2 separate regions of the Homo sapiens genome follow, and region 1 is linked to region 2. Evidence: chromatin loops called from intact Hi-C (ENCODE). Cell type or tissue: endothelial cell of umbilical vein. All regions are shown on one strand. Each heading gives the region's core, and the rest is flanking DNA. Links, peaks and the distances in the headings are about the cores only.

Region 1 (8,339 bases), core at 44-8,043, 170 kb after region 2:
GTATAAATACAAATGACATTATAGATAGATTTTTTTTGACGAGACATTCAAAAACTGTTAGAATACAATCCCAGTTGGGTTAGGATAAGGTTTAGACTCCAGGAAGCTCACAGAGGCAGTTATCCTGTGCCATCTTACTTGCAGGTCATTGGTTACCATTATCACCTTGCCCACCTGCAAGACATGGTAACGGGAGGGTGGGCCTGAGATTAGCACCCCTCCTCCCTCACACACACACAGCTTCCCTTGACTTCAGCTGCTCATAGAATAGAAAGGAAGGAGCACAATTAGACAACCAACTTTACAGATGTTTTTCTGATTCCTTTCTACAGTGATTTGGGTAAATTGTACTTTGCTCCACCAAAACCATTTGACAGGACAATAAAGACAGAGAAAGATCAAGGTGCCAGCTCTGAGGAGACTAAACATGCCGCCAGAGTGAATAAAGGGCGACCATTAGCAACCTTGAAGGGACGCTAGCTGACTTGGGGAAAGACTCAGAGAGGACGTGAAGGTCTCATGCAGAGCCGTGGCCATGGGCAGAGGCCACAACTCAGGCCAGCCCGGGGAAGGCCATAATTCTGCAGATGGGAAGGCCTGGCCTCCAACAAGGAGAAGAAGCCATTCCTGGCGTTGGCACATTTGTGCTGATGGAGGCTTTTAAAGAAGCTCTTTGGACAGTGTTCATCTCAGGCCATTTGGATAGAGATGGATGAGGGTCTGAACTGAGGGAGACTAATGTAAAGAATAATTGTTTTCACTGCTGGGAAGGAGGGGGAAGAAGCTGTCACAATCTTGCAAGCACAGCTTATTCTCAGAAATGTGCTCGCAGACCTGCCGTCTGCTCCTAAGCTCATGTTCTTCTAAATGGTGCTCATTGCAATGCAGCCACCTTCATGGCTCTTTCCACTGCTGGTGGGCCACCATGCTGCACAGTCATCTTTTCCATCTCCAGGTCTGCTGAGTACAGAGCCTGATCCCCTGGCCCTTGACTTCTTTTTTTGGAAATAAAGGAACATTCAGCACTCCCTCACTGGTACATCTGAGCCTTGTGGTGCAACCTTTTGCCAATGGCAAGGACTGATATATGAAGTTTAGAGTGGCTGTGTGTGTGTGTGTGTGTGTGTGTGCACGTGCACACGTGCACTTTAATGTTCCCCTTATTTACATCGTCTTGGTGCTGCCCCTCTGAAAATAAAACACATCCTCAAGAAAACCACAGCTTGGCTCCTTATCTCAAAAGAAAGAAGCCCCAAGTTAAAATACAAAAAGAAATAATACAGAGTAATATTCAATTCTGGATTTTGAGGTTACAAAGGCCCAAAATAAACAATAGCATAAGCAATAGGTTGAACAGAATATTTAGCCAAAGGCCACTTCTCTTAGGCATGGACAGAGACGATGATAGATGACCAGATGGAGGCAGGAGAATGTATGGAAGGGAGTCCAGGCCCTGCCCCCTTGCCCCTCTCCTTGGACCAAGACCAAAGGGGATACATATGTGTCCGTGCATGATGTGTGTGTGCATGGTATATGTGCACGTGCAAGTTGGGGTGTCTTAAGGTCTTGGCTATTGGAAGTAGCCTGTAGATTCTGCAAGCCCATGGCCAGTGAAGGACCCACCTGTCTCAACAGATACCAAAGGGGATAGAGGCTGATTATCAGAGCAAAACCATGCAGTGGCCATCACCAGAGATGCCACCATGGACAAAAGGTGGTGGAGAACAGGAAACACTTTCCCAAATGAAGTAGAGGCTCAACCCCCATCTCTGCCATCACCCTGCCCCGCAAGAATGTAGATGCGGCTTAGGGAAGAGGCGAGGGCTGAAACGACTGGAAACCTTCAGGGAAACCTTCAAGTGGCTGAGTTTTCTTGACTTGCCTAATATTCTGCCACAGTTGGAGTGGAAGCTTGAGAAAAAAATAGGTTCAATTAGAGAATATTTTCTTTTCACACTTGGGTATGTGGATTGTGAAATATAGCCAATATGCCAAATTGACTCAGCCTGCCATGAACTAAAAATACACCTTCAGCTCTGGATTTCAGCTCATTGTTTGGAGGGATTTGGCTTGGCCATTTTATTTACTTCTACTTCCTTCTCTGTCATTCCCATTGGAACAGATGATGACTTCCTATGAATGGTCTCACTCATCCCACAGACTCATTGAATGTGGCTCATACATGACTAAAATTATTTATGATACAAATAAACACCATCCAAAAAGGACTACCACTTATTAAATACTTGCTATGGTGCGTTGTCCTAGTGATGTGATATGTAGAACCTTATTCAACTCAGTTCCCTCCACTCACCTGTGATGTGGCTGCCATATTCTCCACCTACAGAGGAGGAAGCAGAGATTTGGTGCCTCCCCACGGATGTACTGGTCATACTGAATTGCCTCATCAAATAAACAAAGAAATACACTGAATACAAGATCTGTAAGAGACCTAAGAGTTAGAAGGCAGAAAATGCTGGCTCTAAATGGATTTAACCTTTGGCTATCACTTTCCCTGTGCCTCAGTGTCCTCCCTAAAAACATAGCCTTCAAATTGCTTTGGCAAAGGCAGAGAGCTGATGATGAAAGGGCACACGGGCAGCAGACCCTGGAGGGTGCAGGGACCACAGTAGTCGGTCCTGGACCACCATTCTTCCTGGAGAAAAGAGGGTCTGGGCTTATTCCCTGGCACTGACATCCTTGGCAGTCCTCAGATGGCATAGAAGCCCAGAGTGCTGTGCTGAACCCACAGATTTGTCCAATCTGGGTCACTTAACCTGTGCCCTTTGAGGCACTGGAAGGTAGTGTGGCCCAGGAGCTGCACTCGTGACCTCTGGAGCCAAGTAGTCTGGGTTCATGTCCTGGACTGACCCTGGGCAAGTGATTTAGCCTCTCTGTGCTTCAGTTGCTTGATCTGCAAAACACAGATAATAGTGGTATCTACTTCAAGGCTTCTCTACAGTTGGAGATGAGCACATGAGTTACAGGCATAAAGTACTCAGGACAGGCCTGGCACATGGTGGTGCTGTGAAGACATTAGCTATCATCATTATCCAAGCTGGGAAAGTTTCCCCAAGGATCCAGTTCATAGTCTAACTCCAAACCTAGTTTCCCCATTACTCTGTGATGTCTGGTAGTGTAAGAAGGTCTCTTGAATAAAATGGGGCGTCTAATGCATCCCTGTTTTGCATCTTTGGAAATTGAGTATGGCAAGACCTCATTTGCTCTGACAAAGCCCATGAGATAATTATTCAAGAGGCTTTGGAGAACTGAGGCATTTTCCTGGCAATCAATCCACCTTCCAGGCTAATGGAGCCATGGCTGGTAAATGGTGTCATCTGCTTTAACAAGAAAGGCAGGGTGCCAACTCAGTGAAGCACCTACTACCTGCCGGGCACGGTTCTACTCACCCTCCTGACAACTCGGTGTGCAGAATCATTGGCCTCATTTGTATAAAGAAAGAAACAGAAACTTCAAAGGGGTTGAGTCACTCTCAAAGGCCACCTGCTGGTAAGTGGGGCTATATTCACACCCAGATCTGCCAGATGGCAAAGCGTCAGGCCTTCCTCTGACTCCACGGGTCTTTCTCCTTTCTCTGTCAGGGCTGCTTACGCCCCAGCCATTCCACACTCCACTGCCTGCCCCTCTTTCCAGCTCTATTCCTCCTTCATTGTTCAGGAGAGTCTCTCAGTTGTGCCTGGTGGTATTTGAGATCCCACTGTTAGCCAGCTTCTTTTCTTCCCACTCCTGAGAAAGCCGCTTCAAAAAACTAACAGTCACTCACAATAGTGTATGCAAGTAGGTAAAATATTAGACTCCCCAGAGACATTCGATATGCCTCCACCCAGGGAACTGCCTCTCCAGGGGCTTGAATTCAGTCTGGTAGATGGCAGTGGAGAAAATGATTTTAAATGAGGCATAATCAGTAAATAGCAGGTTCCAGGGCACTGAATAGTCTGATTGAATGGATGTCACATGGAAAATCATAAGCCCACAGATAGTCAAGTAATCTAGTATTCTACTATGCATCTTATTCTTTGACTACGAACCCAGAAATCCCAAAGAGGTGCTGTTTGCAAGAGAAAGAACCAGCCATGGCCCAAGTGCCACTGAGAGCTAACTTTCCTAACTGTAGCCATTAAGGGATGCTGCGAGGGAAGGGGGTTGCAAGGGGAGGGGGTTTGCGGGGCGAGGGGCGAGGCGGGAGAGCATCTTTCCTTCAAATGAATCTTCCCTCACCCTGGTGGCCATTATTTGCACACACACATTTGAACCACCTGGTATAGTTCTCAGGGTGCCAGCAACTAGCTGTGTAATCATAAATTAGGTACTTCTCAGCAACTAGCTATGTGATTAGGGATCAGTTTCATCTCCTCTCCTATCCTCCTCTGAAGGGGAGAGCTGGGGCCACTCTCAGTCCTGATACACTGTGATTCTTTGATTATAGCAAAGGGGGTTTATCCCCAGCAAGGAGAAGATTGTGACGTCACTCTTGTGGAAATGCAATCAGTCTACAGCGTTTGTTAGAGCCAGGCCTGCTTAGAAGAAATAGAATGCTCCATATCTATGTTCTTCCTATGACTCCCCAACCCCTGGGCGTAGTAAGAAGAGAAACTGACGTTTATTGCAAACCTAGTATATCCCAGACCCTGTTCGCATCCACCATCATAATCTCAGAAAAAGTGCTTGATCATCTTGTCCGCCATAGGATGGGTGGCAGAGAAAGTTCCTTGAGTTGCTTTTACCTGGGGTTGGCTCATTTGCAACCCATTTGCAACCCATTTGCTCAGATTTTGCCCTCCTTGACTCTGCACCCAGTCCTCTGCCCTGTCTGCCAAAATGCAGCCGGTCTTTTAGGATCCCCTCAAAGGCCCCATGATGCATGTCCTGACAACATCCCCGTGGCCATCGCTTTGGTTCTTTGGTCTGTGCTTTTGTGATTTGGTTTAAACACTCACGTCCTGATGAGCTCTGGCTGAAGTCTCATCCCTCACTGGAGAAAGCAGAGTGCAGGCTGGAGCCCAGCAGGCTAGTGCAGACCCCTGTTCTACCACTTCCTGGCGCCGATAAATTGGGGAAGTCACTTAACCTCAGAAAGGCTCTTTGTAAAATTAGGATATAAAATTAGGAGATAGTAGTTTCTTGTGATGGTTTCGGTGATGATGTTCTGAGATAATGCCAGTAATGCTTAAGCCTTAAAAATGATTCTTATCCTTCAGCATCTTTCATCCTGGTGCCACTTAACCAGGGATCCTGCAACCAGCACAGCCTAGCGCATAGTAGGTGCACCGGTATTGTTTAGCGTGAATGAAAGAGTGAGCTGGCGCACCCAAATAAGAATGCAGGGAGACTGAAGGCAGGGAATATTCAGGGAAATAATCCTTTCCCCCTTTCTTTAGTCCTGATCTGACTTTAAACTTGGCTTGAGGAATTCCTACAACTGAGTTTTATTGACCTGGATGTTGCCTGCATTTCTAGTTTGCTTCACACCATATGGGATTCAAAGCGAGTTTTGTAAATTCATTAATTCCTTCACCCTTGCGTTCTTGGAATACTAAGTTTCTGCTACCTGCCAAGTCCTTTTCTAGGCACTAAGGACATAAGCAGTGAACAAAATAGACAAAAATTCATTTATTCATGGAGTTTACATTCTAATGGAAAGAGATAATATAAGTAACTAAATAATATAGTGTAATGAAAGGTAAGTGCCATGAGGAGGAAAAGCAGAGGAGGGTGGGGATGGCTGGTGGTCAGGAAGGGACTCACAGAGACAGTGACTTGTATGGTTTGGCTCTGTGTCCCCACCCAAATCTCATCTCGAATTATAATCCCCACGTGTTGAGGGAGGGAGGGGATTGGATCATGGGGGTGGTTTCCCCCATGCTGTTCTCATGATAGTGAGTGAGTCCTCACCAAATCTGATGGTTTTATAAAGCAGTTTTCCCTGCTCTTGCTGGCTGTCTCTCACCTGCCACCAAGTATAATAAGGCGTGCCTACTTCCCCTTTTGCCATGATTGTAAGTTTCCTGAGGCCTCCCCAGCCATGTGGAACTGTGAGTCAATTAAACCTCTTTTCTTTATAAATTACCCAGTCTCAGGTATGTCTTTATAGTGTGTGAAAATGAACTAATATAGTGACATTTAAACAAAAACGGAAAGAGGTGAGGAAACAAAGCTTGCCTTCATCTGGAAGAACGTTCAGAAGGAGAGCCAGAAGACAAGGCAACCGGTACAAAGGCCCTGGGGTTACTGTATGCCTGGCTTGCTGGAGTCTACTGTGCCCAAAGCCCAGTAAATAAGGGGAGGGCATGACGGCCAAGCAGAGCTTTGTGGGCCTTGGGGCCACTTTGCACTTAACTTTTGACTGTGAGTGAGGTGGGACCATTGAAAGGTTTGGAAGATAGCAGTTGTATCATCTGACTTGCTCGCCACTGTACCTGTGATATTTGGGATAAAGATATCAATAAGTTGGTCTTACTATACCCTCAATCAAATAGTATAAAACAGCCTCAAAAACTTACATTAAAAACATTATCTAGAATAAAAGTACCAAATACCTTTGCTGAAAAAAATGGTGTGGAGATGGTAATGTCAGTACCAATTTTCTTTTATAACTTTTAATGGCTGTAATTTAACAGTAATTCTTTCATATCACCAATACAAAGTACTCGAAATTTGCACTAAATATTCTATGCCCATAGCATAGAAAACAGTTCTCATGATCTTCATTACTGTCCATTTTTAAATCTCATTTTATGCAACTATCTGAAATGTTTTACACTTTACTAAAGTATAGCATAGAGAGAGAAAAGCATGCCAATAGTTAGGGTACAGCTAGATGAAATTTCTCTTTAGCCAGGACCAGAGCAAGAATCACAGCATTTCGGCCTCCCCAGAGCAACCCTGTGACTTCTTCCTCCTTGTCTGCCTCCCACCCAAGGGTAACTGCTTTCTTGACCTCTATCTCCATAGTCTAAACTGGCTTACTTGTAAACTTCATGTAAATGGATGATGACATATTTTCTCTTTCCTGTCTGACTTCTTTTGCTCAACATTATGTTTGTGAGATTCACCTATGTTGTGGCGAGTAGTGGTTTGTTCTCTCTGCTGTGTCATCGTGCGGAAGGACTATAGTGTGTGTATTAGTCCGTTCCCACACTGCTAATAAAGACATACTTGAGACTGGGTGATTTATAAAGGAAAGAGATTTAATTGACTCACAGTTTAGCATGGCTGGGGAGGTCTCAGGAAACTTACAATCAGAGCAGAAGGGGAAGCAAACATGTCCTTCACATGGCAGCAGCAAGGAGAAGTGCAGAGCAAAGGAGGGGAAAAGCCCCTTATAAAACCGTCAGATCTGGTGAGCATTCACTCACTGGCACGAGAACAGCATGGCGGAAACCGTCCCCATGATTCAGTTACCTCCCACTAGGTCCCTCCCATGACATGTGGGGATTATGGGAACTACAATTCAAGATGAGATGTGGGTGGGGACAGCAAAACCATTATCAGTGTGTATCCATTCTGTTGTTAATGGGCTCTGTTGAACGCTCTCGAATAGTGCTGCCATAAGCATCCTTACACAGGTCTTCGGGGGACCGTGCACACATTTCCAAGTGGTATCAAGAGGTGTGCTGTTTAGCTTGAGTTCCGTTACATGTTTTAAGAGAACCACTCTGGCTTGCTAAGTATGGATTAAAAAGTGCCAAGGGACAGGAATAGATAAAGGACATGAATGACAAGTCTTGGGGACAATCTGGGGGAGGTGAGGGTTGATTGGATCAGAATGGAAGCAGTCTGGATGGTAAAGGGCGGTTAGGTCTGGATGGATTTTGAAAAGTCCCCTGTGGTCATGCTGGGGGGAAGTCACCCAGCATTTGACCTGTGACATCAGGAGTGGTGCCTCCAGTGGTGAAGGAGTGCAGGAACCTGTCAGGAGGGCACAGAAAAACATTCATGTGCAAGGCCCACTCCTTGACATGGTAGCCGCAATGACTGCAGCCGTCACCCTCTGGCCAAACAGGAAAATTCCCCTGGAAGGCTCCAGAGAGAGAGAGAAGATTGGAGAGTAGCTTTTTAAATGGTTTTCTTCCAAGAGAGCCTACTGCTCATGTGCCACGACTGCCTTTCATAGTTACACATTTGTTTGTAAGATTATCTGCTCATGTCTGAGGAACCGACTTATAACTCTGTCCACGTGTAGCTCCTTGTCCTAGAGTTTTGTAAGCAACCAGAAATCCATTGTTCCCTAAAATACCTGACTGTTTAGAAGACGCCCTGGTTTTCCTCAAGCATGCTCCCTCTTTTATGCACACTAACATATCTCTTTGCCTGAGGAT
Region 2 (8,339 bases), core at 196-8,195:
TACCTAATTAGGTGATGAACCCGGTTTCCATTATCCTTAATGTATTGAGTCAAAAATAAAGCCTCCTTTTATGTGACCAGTCTCCTGGTCTCAGCTTTCCTCCCATCCCCAGTGCAGATTCCAGTCTCCCATGTATTAGTCCGTTCTCACACTGCTATAAAGACATACCTGAGACTGCGTAATTTATAAAGAAAAGAAGTTTAATTGGCTCATGGTTCTGTGTGCTATACAGGCTTCTGCTTCTGGGGAGACCTCAGGAAACTTACAATCATGGTGGAAGGCTAAGGGGAAGCAAGTGCATCATTACATGGCTGGCAGGAGAGGGAGAGAGACAGCAAAAGAGGAGGTGCTAAATGCTTTGAAACAACCAGATCTCTTGCAAACTCTATCATGAGACAGCACTAGAGGGATGGTGCGAAGTGCTAAACCACTGGAAACCACCCCCATGATCCAATCACCTCCCACCAGGCCCCACCTTCAACACTCGGGATCACAATTCAACGTGAGATTTGGGTGGGGACACAGAGCCAAACCATATCATCCCCCATTCAATCTCCAAAACCCATGCTGGGCTGGCTTCTGCCCCACACGGATCCCTCCTTATCCTGCTAATGCCCTTGTGCTGAGTGCCAGATCACTCCCACATCTAGCTTCCCTCCTCACTCTGCCTGGGCACCTGAACTCCAAATCCCTGTGCAGAGTTGTCCCCTGAATGCACACACATCTCACCTCACTCAGGCTTTGGATCCCCACATGGGCCACAACATGCTGCACTCTGCTGGCTCTCAGACACTTCATGCCAGGCTGCCTCTCTGTGGAGATGCCGTCATCACCCTGCTTGGGACAGCTTTAAAACAGGCAACTGCCATATGCGGTTGCCTTTTCCACCCCACTCATGTTCTGATGCCACGTCTGCCCTCCTTCACATGTACCTCCTCACCCCAATGGGGCTCTGATGCGTGTTCTGGCACACCATGGTTTCCCCTTCCCACCTAATCTGGACACCTACCTTGCTCTGCTGCCCCTAATGGCTTTAGGACTAAATTGTTGAAACAGGTAAGCAAAAGGAAGCAAAAGGGAAGGGGAAGGGGAAAAGCTCATGCAATATTTTAACTTAACACATCTTTCTCACCCACTGGACTGAAGTTCATGGCCGAAGGAACCACATTTTTTCCATCTTTTTATTCTCAGTTCTTAACAAAGTATCTGATTCATAGAGGTAGGTAGCAGTGCAATAAATGCTTGTTAAATTAACCTCATTCAAGTGGAAAGCTGAGAACTTAAGCAATTCCAGTCTTTGGCTCTTATCAGTGATCTCAGTCAAACCCTTTGAGCATTATTTTCGAAAGGAAAGTAAATCATAAGCAGTTTGGCCAGTTGTCCTCCAAAGAGGATCTTTCTGAAAAAATGTAACAAAATGAAGCCTTTTCATGGGGGCTAACCCTTCTATATACAATTTGCTAACAATATAAATTAAATCTATTGATTTATTTTGAAATCATAAACTTAAAAAGAGCAATGTTCATTAGATGTAGAGCTTTTATTCTTAATTAGTATCAAAAATCATTGATCAGAATTATGCCTTCTTTCTTCCATTTTCATAATATAGGCAAGTGAATTAGTTTCCATATAGTTTCAACCTTATAGCTCCTCCAAGAAATGTAATAAACAAAAAGATAATTAAATGATATTTGGACTGAAGCATTACATAGGAATAACAAACATAAAGGCTTTATTCTAAAATATAGGGACCTTGACTTTTAGTTCCTGTTAATGGCAGGAACAAGCTTTTATTTGTGTCTTTTCTGGGAAGTTTGTTCATTTATTCAAAATGTAGTTATTAGACAACTCAGGCCAGCAACATAATTTGTGGGGCCCAGTACAAAATGAAAATGCAGGGCCTCTTGTTCAAAAAGTAGGAAAAATAGGCCTTTAAAAGTCCTAAAATATGACACCTTTTCCTTTCTTCCGTGGTCTCTCTCCTGGCCTTTCGAATAGTGTTTTTTAATTTGCAATTTAATTTTACACTCAGGCACTGGGATACTCACCAAGCAGGTATCAACTTTTATAGGCACCTGAAGGCTCACCTGGGGCAGAAGGAAGGGCTGGGGTGCAGGCATCCACAGCCCACCAACTGCAAGGCTTCTTCTGCCAATTTTTGGACTGACACTGGGGATATTAGAATGAACAAAACAGACAAAAAGTCCCTGCATCATGGAATGTACATGTCAGCAGAAGACTCAGTTAAAAAAAAAATTGTATGTGTGCACGTGTGTGTAGTATCTGTTAGGTAGTGATAAACCCTTTGACAATCAATAAACAAAGCAGGAAAGTGGGGTTTGGAGTACTCAGTGTAGTGGATAGAAATGGGCTCCAATTTGAAGTAGGTTAGGAAAGCCTTCACTAAGAAGATGACATTCAAGCAAAGATCTGGGAGAAGTACAGGAGCCAGCCATAGGGCTATCTGGGCTGAGATGTTGCAGGCAGTGGCAGGAGCAAATGCAAATTCTTCTCAGTCAATGTTGCAAATACTTCAGTGAGACAGTCTAATTTTCTCAGAGACCTTTTTTTTTCTTTTTTTGAGACGGAGTCTCGCTCTGTTGCCCAGGCTGCAGTGCAGTGGCACGATCTCCGCTCACTGCAAGCTCTGCCTCCCGGGTTCACGCCATTCTCCTGCCTCAGCCTCCTGAGTAGCTGGGTCTACAGGCACCTGCCACCACGCCCGGCTAATTTTTTGTATTTTTCGTAGAGACGGGGTTTCACCGTGTTAGCCAGGATGGTCTCGATCTCCTGACCTTGTGATCCGCCCACCTCGGCCTCCCCAAGTGCTGGGATTACAGGCAGGAGCCACCGCGCCCAGCCTCTCAGAGACTTCTTTTTACTCCACACCCCACCTACCTTTCCCCACATCACTAATCTTGTTTCTGGAATTTGTTCCACCTTCTCTTTTCCAAATTTAGTTAGCCTAGGTGAGATTCCTGCTCTCTCACCTGTTACAGGAGGCTTCTAACTTCCTGCCTCAAAGCTCTCTGCTCCCCATACCACTGCCTGTTGCCCTCAGCACTGCTGGAGCTCAAGTCTCAAACATAACTGACTGTGTGTTCTTACTCAGAAGACCCATTGTGTGGCTTTCATGCACCATACCAAAATGCAGAAGTATGGGACCCTATGTTATGTTCAGAAATGCCATAAAATGATCTGCCCCATATGCTGACTAAACTGGTTTTGTCCTGTTACAGACCATCACCTGCTCATCTACACCTCCATGCCTTTGCTCATCCTGGAGGATATTTGTTCAGTCTCAGAACTTGAGGGCTAACTTTTCATTCCAATTTCAACTCCAATGGAGTTCTTCTTGAAATGTTTCTTGATCTCTCCAATTAGAATAAACTACTTACTTGGTTTCAGTTTTACTTAAATATCTCTCTGTCCACCAAGTAATGAGGTTGCTTTTTTTTTCTTTTTTTTCTTTTTTCTTTTTTTTTTTTTTGAGTCGGAGCCTCGCTCTGTTGACCAAGCTGGAGTGCAGTGGCGCGATCTCAGCTCACCACAACCTCCGCTTCCTGGGCTCAAGTGATTCTCCTGCCTCAGCCTCCCCAGTAGCTGGGACGACAGGCACGTGCCACCATGCCTGGCTAATTTTTTAATTTTTAGCAGAGATGGGATTTCACTATGTTGGCCGGGCTGGTCTTGAACTCCTGACCTCGTGTTCCGCCCACCTCAGCCTTCCAAAGTACTGGGATTACAGGCGTGAGACACCAGTAATAAGCTTTCTTTACGTCGGAGATCCTGTCTTATTTATCTTTACATTTATAATACCTGTCTCTTTGCTTTGCACACAATATGGACTTAATACATGCTTGTTGAATTTAACGTTATTAATGCAACTCATATTATTAATTGTAATGGTAGTAAATTCTACAATAACACACCTGGCAATAATGCAAATTAGAATAGCTTGAATTGAAACATGGAATGATTGGAAAGCAGCTTTTTCTCCTCTACCTGATTCCTTTTCTCAGGAAGGAGAAGGGAACATAGAGGCCTCTCCCTCATGGGGATGCTGGACAGGGAAAAATCAGACAATCCTATTTCAGGAAACAGAGAGGTGGGGGTTAGTTCCCAGTATTCTCCCAGCCCATTCTCTCTGGATCAGGCCAACAAAACATTCACCAATTAACGAAGAGATTCCTGGAATCACAGTTGCTCTCCCAGAAGTCCCAGCCAGGCCCCAGAATTCTGCCCATCAATTTTTATGTTAGAGCAGTCACCACTAGGTGGTGCCGAACTTCAGCCCAGGGTAGGTGAAATTTGCATCAAATAGACTCAGAACTTCCAGATGTCCAGTTGCACAGGCTCACCTTGGCCATTTAGCTAATCTCATAATAACACAACCCTACATTTTACACAGCTGAATTTCTGGGGCACTACTTATTGCATTATGGCAGTTTTGTTGTATCATTTTCTAAAAATCTTTCAATATCAGATACTCTGCCAGCCACTTTACAGGCTTTATCTCTAATGCTCACAGTAACCTGTATGGTAATGGGTACTGATACTTTTCTTCTTTTAGTAAAGAATCTGAGCTGGGCATGGTGGCTCGCACCTATAATCCCAGCACTTTGGGAGGCCGAGGCGGGTGGATCACCCGAGGTCAGGAGTTCAAGACCAGCCTGACCAACATGGAGAAACCCTGTCTCTACTAAAAATACAAAATTAGCTGGACGTGGTGGTGCGTGCCTGTAATCCCATCTACTCAGGAAGCTGAGGCAGGAGAATCGCTTGAACCCCACGAGATGGAGGTTGAAGTTGCCAAGATGGCTCCATTGCACTCCAGACTGGGCAACAAGAGCAAAACTCCATCTCAAAAAAAAAAAAAAGAAGAAGAATCTGATGCTAAGAAAAGAAATGTCTCTTGCCCAAGAGCTGTGCCTTGTACAGCTAAGTGACAGGTGACAGACCTAAGAATTACATTCAAGCCTGTCTCACTCTAATGCCATACTTGTCATATTTCTGCTATACTTCAATTTAATGATCAAAGAAAGGAAGGAAAGAGACAGTGGAGAAGAAAAGTAGGGAAAGAAACAGAAAGAGAAGGGGAGAAAGATATGTTTGACAGAAAAGTAAATGAAGTATGTTACCATCTGTTTTTTTCAACCCCAGAGGTCTGATTCCCCCGCAGGAAAGAGTTGCTTCTAGCCTGTCCTTTATCTCTGCACCTGCCCTGCTTATCTCCTGCACCAGAGGCTCCTACCATGACCATTAATGGACTGAGTTTTTGTGTCCCTACGAAATGCATAGCTTGAAGCCCTAACCCCCAATGTGATGGTATTAAGAAGTGGGGCTTCAGGAAGGTAATTAGGTTTAGATGAGGTCATGAGGGTGAGTTTTCTCTCTCTCTTTCTGTCATGTGAGGACACAGCAAGAAGGCAGCCATCTGCAAGCCAGGAGGAGAGTCATCACCAGAACCTAGCCACACAGGTTCCCTGATCTAGGACTTCCCAGCCTCCGGAACTACAAGAAATAAATGTCTGTTGGTTAAGCCACCCCAGTCTATGACACTGTGTTGTAGCAGTCAGAGCAGGTGAAAACTGTAACTTGTTATTCTCTAAGGAAAATACAGGTCTTCTTCTCAGGCCTGTCTTCAGAAACAGGTTCACATCCCCATCTTCCAGTCATTGAACTAAATGGAAAAGTTTTTGTCTTCCTAGTCATTGTCTGCACCTAAACACAGGCTTGCCCATCTGTAGTCCTAGTCTGTTCCTTTTCTTTGGTGAGGATAACCCTTCCTGTCTTGCTTTAACACCCTGTATTTTCCGTTCATTAGTGACTCAGACCTCTGATAATGGTATACTAGTTAACCCCCTGTCTCGTCTGACTTTAAATGATTGCCTGTTTTGACCTTGAGGAAATATGAGTCCACTAGGAACTACAATCTTTATGGCCACTTGAAAATCTTTATTCCACTTAAGGTGGAATAGGGTACCTTGCCACAGAGGAAACAAGTAAGGAGAGAAAGAGAGTAAAGATCAGTGAGAGGAAGAGAAAACTAAAACTACTAGTATAAAAAGTTCTGAAATTTCAGCAAATTATTTTGCTTCCAACTGTACTTAACCATTCTGCCCTTTATTTGCAATAAAAATATTGGGGTATTATTATCTTTGAAATGCAGATTATGTGGTTAACCATTGTTCACTTTCTAAACCCTGTAAGTATTTAACTTGTGGATGGGGAATATTGTTTGGGACTGTATTGGTTGCAAACCAAAATGATCTACACTCACACAGCTTAGTGTCAACATTAACATGACTTTACTTTTTAGCTGTCTTTGTTAACATGACTTTACTGTCCTACTGTCTTCATCAACATGATTTTACTATTCCAAGAAACTCTTGCCTTGGAAGATAAAAATAGCAAATGATTTTCTTGTCCCTTTCAGAAACTTTTTGAAAATTCATTTAAAGGAATATTAAATAATTCAACTTTCACAGTTAGCATCAGATGAATGTTTATGCTCCAAAATTCATTGTGAAACCTTCAGCTTGTGTGTCTTCCAAACTTAAATTATTATGTAGTGTCTTAACCAATGTTAAGACATTAGTGTCAGCATTACTGACACACAATCAAATGCTCCCCTATGGAAAAACTTGCCTTAAAAAAAAAAGAAACACACACACACACACACACACACAAAACAAAAAAAAACAGAATTTCTACCTTCCGCCCCCCACCACCACACACACACACCTAAATTCTCTTAAATATCCCGACTTTGCCTTCCTCCTCCCAGAGACTACTAAGGCCATGTCAAGGAAGCTGTCTCCCCTATGGTGGTAAACAATGAACTCAGCTCTGTCATATGACAGGCTATAAAAAGCTGATTTTGTTGATATTCTGGGAAAGCTACCATTCAGCAGGCAAGTGATTGAAGCCATTTCCTCTCAAACTTATGAAAGTAAACTAAAGGTCTGATTCTGCCCAGGGAGGAAGTTTCTCCACTCTATCATATAGAATCCATATGTCCATCATACTTTTATTTGAAAAGAAGGGATGCTAACTCTCAGAAGCATGTCATAGTAAGCACAGAAGTGGAAAAAAAGAATTGATCATTTTTGTGAGGGAAAACTTAATGAAAAAATTACAAAATCATTATAAATACAATTCATTTGAAGTTATGTTTTGAGATTACATTATTTTCTCTCTGGCATTTAGACACCTAAAATTCACTTTAAAATATGTTGGTGAACAAATCTCATTCTCCAGAAGTACATTTTTAAAATGGCAATATTTCATAATAACAGTATAAAATGAAAATAATTGACTATCTCTTGCCTTGTGGGACTTGGCTTTTAGTCTAAATAGATATGAAACAAAATGACATTCATCTATATGAGACGTTTGTTAACTTAAAAGAAATTAAGTCAGAAGCCTATAAGGCTAATCCATAAATCAGCAAATCAGATAAATTAGTAAAACTTTTCCAGAATATTATCCAGGGGCTCCTTACTCCTTTGCAATTTGTTACCTGTTTTACATGTCCTTTTAGGAAGGGTTCATTTCCCATTGACAGGCAAAAAGAATATATGAAATTAGAATTTTCAACAGCTTGCAACATTTGTGTCATTTTTGATTTAACAATTTTAGAAGACTTGTTCCAAAATTACACCTGAATTTCATTTTCTTTGTAGTTTTCTAAAATGCTGCTACTATCAGGACATAATAAAAGCCACACAGCCAGTACTAGAAATGCTGTCATGTAACCACTAAGACCACACTAAAAGGCAAAATGCTGCAGCTGAAAGTATTTTTAATGACTTGAAATTGCTTGGAATGCTTTCTAGAAGTAAAAGGGTGCAGATTTATTTACCTAGTATACTTACCTAAATTAATTTGGCAAGATTATTTTGGTTCAAATCCTCATTCAATAAAATTTATGTTAATATTTTTAAGTGGTTTTTTTCCTGAAGGATATAATATATTGCATTAACACAAATTTACAACAGTCATGAAAGTAAAAGGTAAATTAAGCCATTTCTGAAATATGAATAAGGACTACATTTTTAAATAGACTACATTTATGATTTTATGTGACCTTGCAGATAAACATCACTATGTAAACTGTTAATGAGAACAAATAGAATCACATTCTATTTTTAGTTTTTCCTGATGTATAGTTTCCATTAGAGATATGGAGGAAACTTTATTCTTGCATAATTTTTGTTTTAGAAGTTTGGGTTTTTTTGTGTTTTTTTTTTAACATTTTAAGCAAATGGGCTTTTTATATATCTTTTTGATTCGGTACATTCCTTACTACAGAATGAATCCTAGTGAAATTCTCA

The links. Hi-C counts contacts between places; a loop is a spot of excess contacts. Peaks named below come from ENCODE experiments on the same cell type or tissue, not always from the same donor. Only the 100,000 strongest peaks of a DNase experiment are listed, where the experiment ranks them.
Region 1: a loop joins it to region 2, with 17 times the contacts of the local background. A loop is called at or near these places in 2 of 110 quality-filtered maps.

What each region holds. Positions count from the first base shown.
Region 1 is chr10:115,960,535-115,968,873 of GRCh38, forward strand. No RefSeq gene overlaps it. Among named protein-coding and RNA genes, the nearest start is that of SNORD158, 230 kb to the right of the region's middle. In endothelial cell of umbilical vein, for the core only: a CTCF peak has its summit at 3,519 (motif pointing left); no DNase peak of the experiment used is centred there.
Region 2 is chr10:115,795,355-115,803,693 of GRCh38, forward strand. All of the region lies in intron 27 of ATRNL1 (attractin like 1), which reads left to right. Among named protein-coding and RNA genes, the nearest start is that of SNORD158, 400 kb to the right of the region's middle. RefSeq lists an enhancer at 5,969-6,470. In endothelial cell of umbilical vein, for the core only: a CTCF peak has its summit at 4,288 (motif pointing right); no DNase peak of the experiment used is centred there.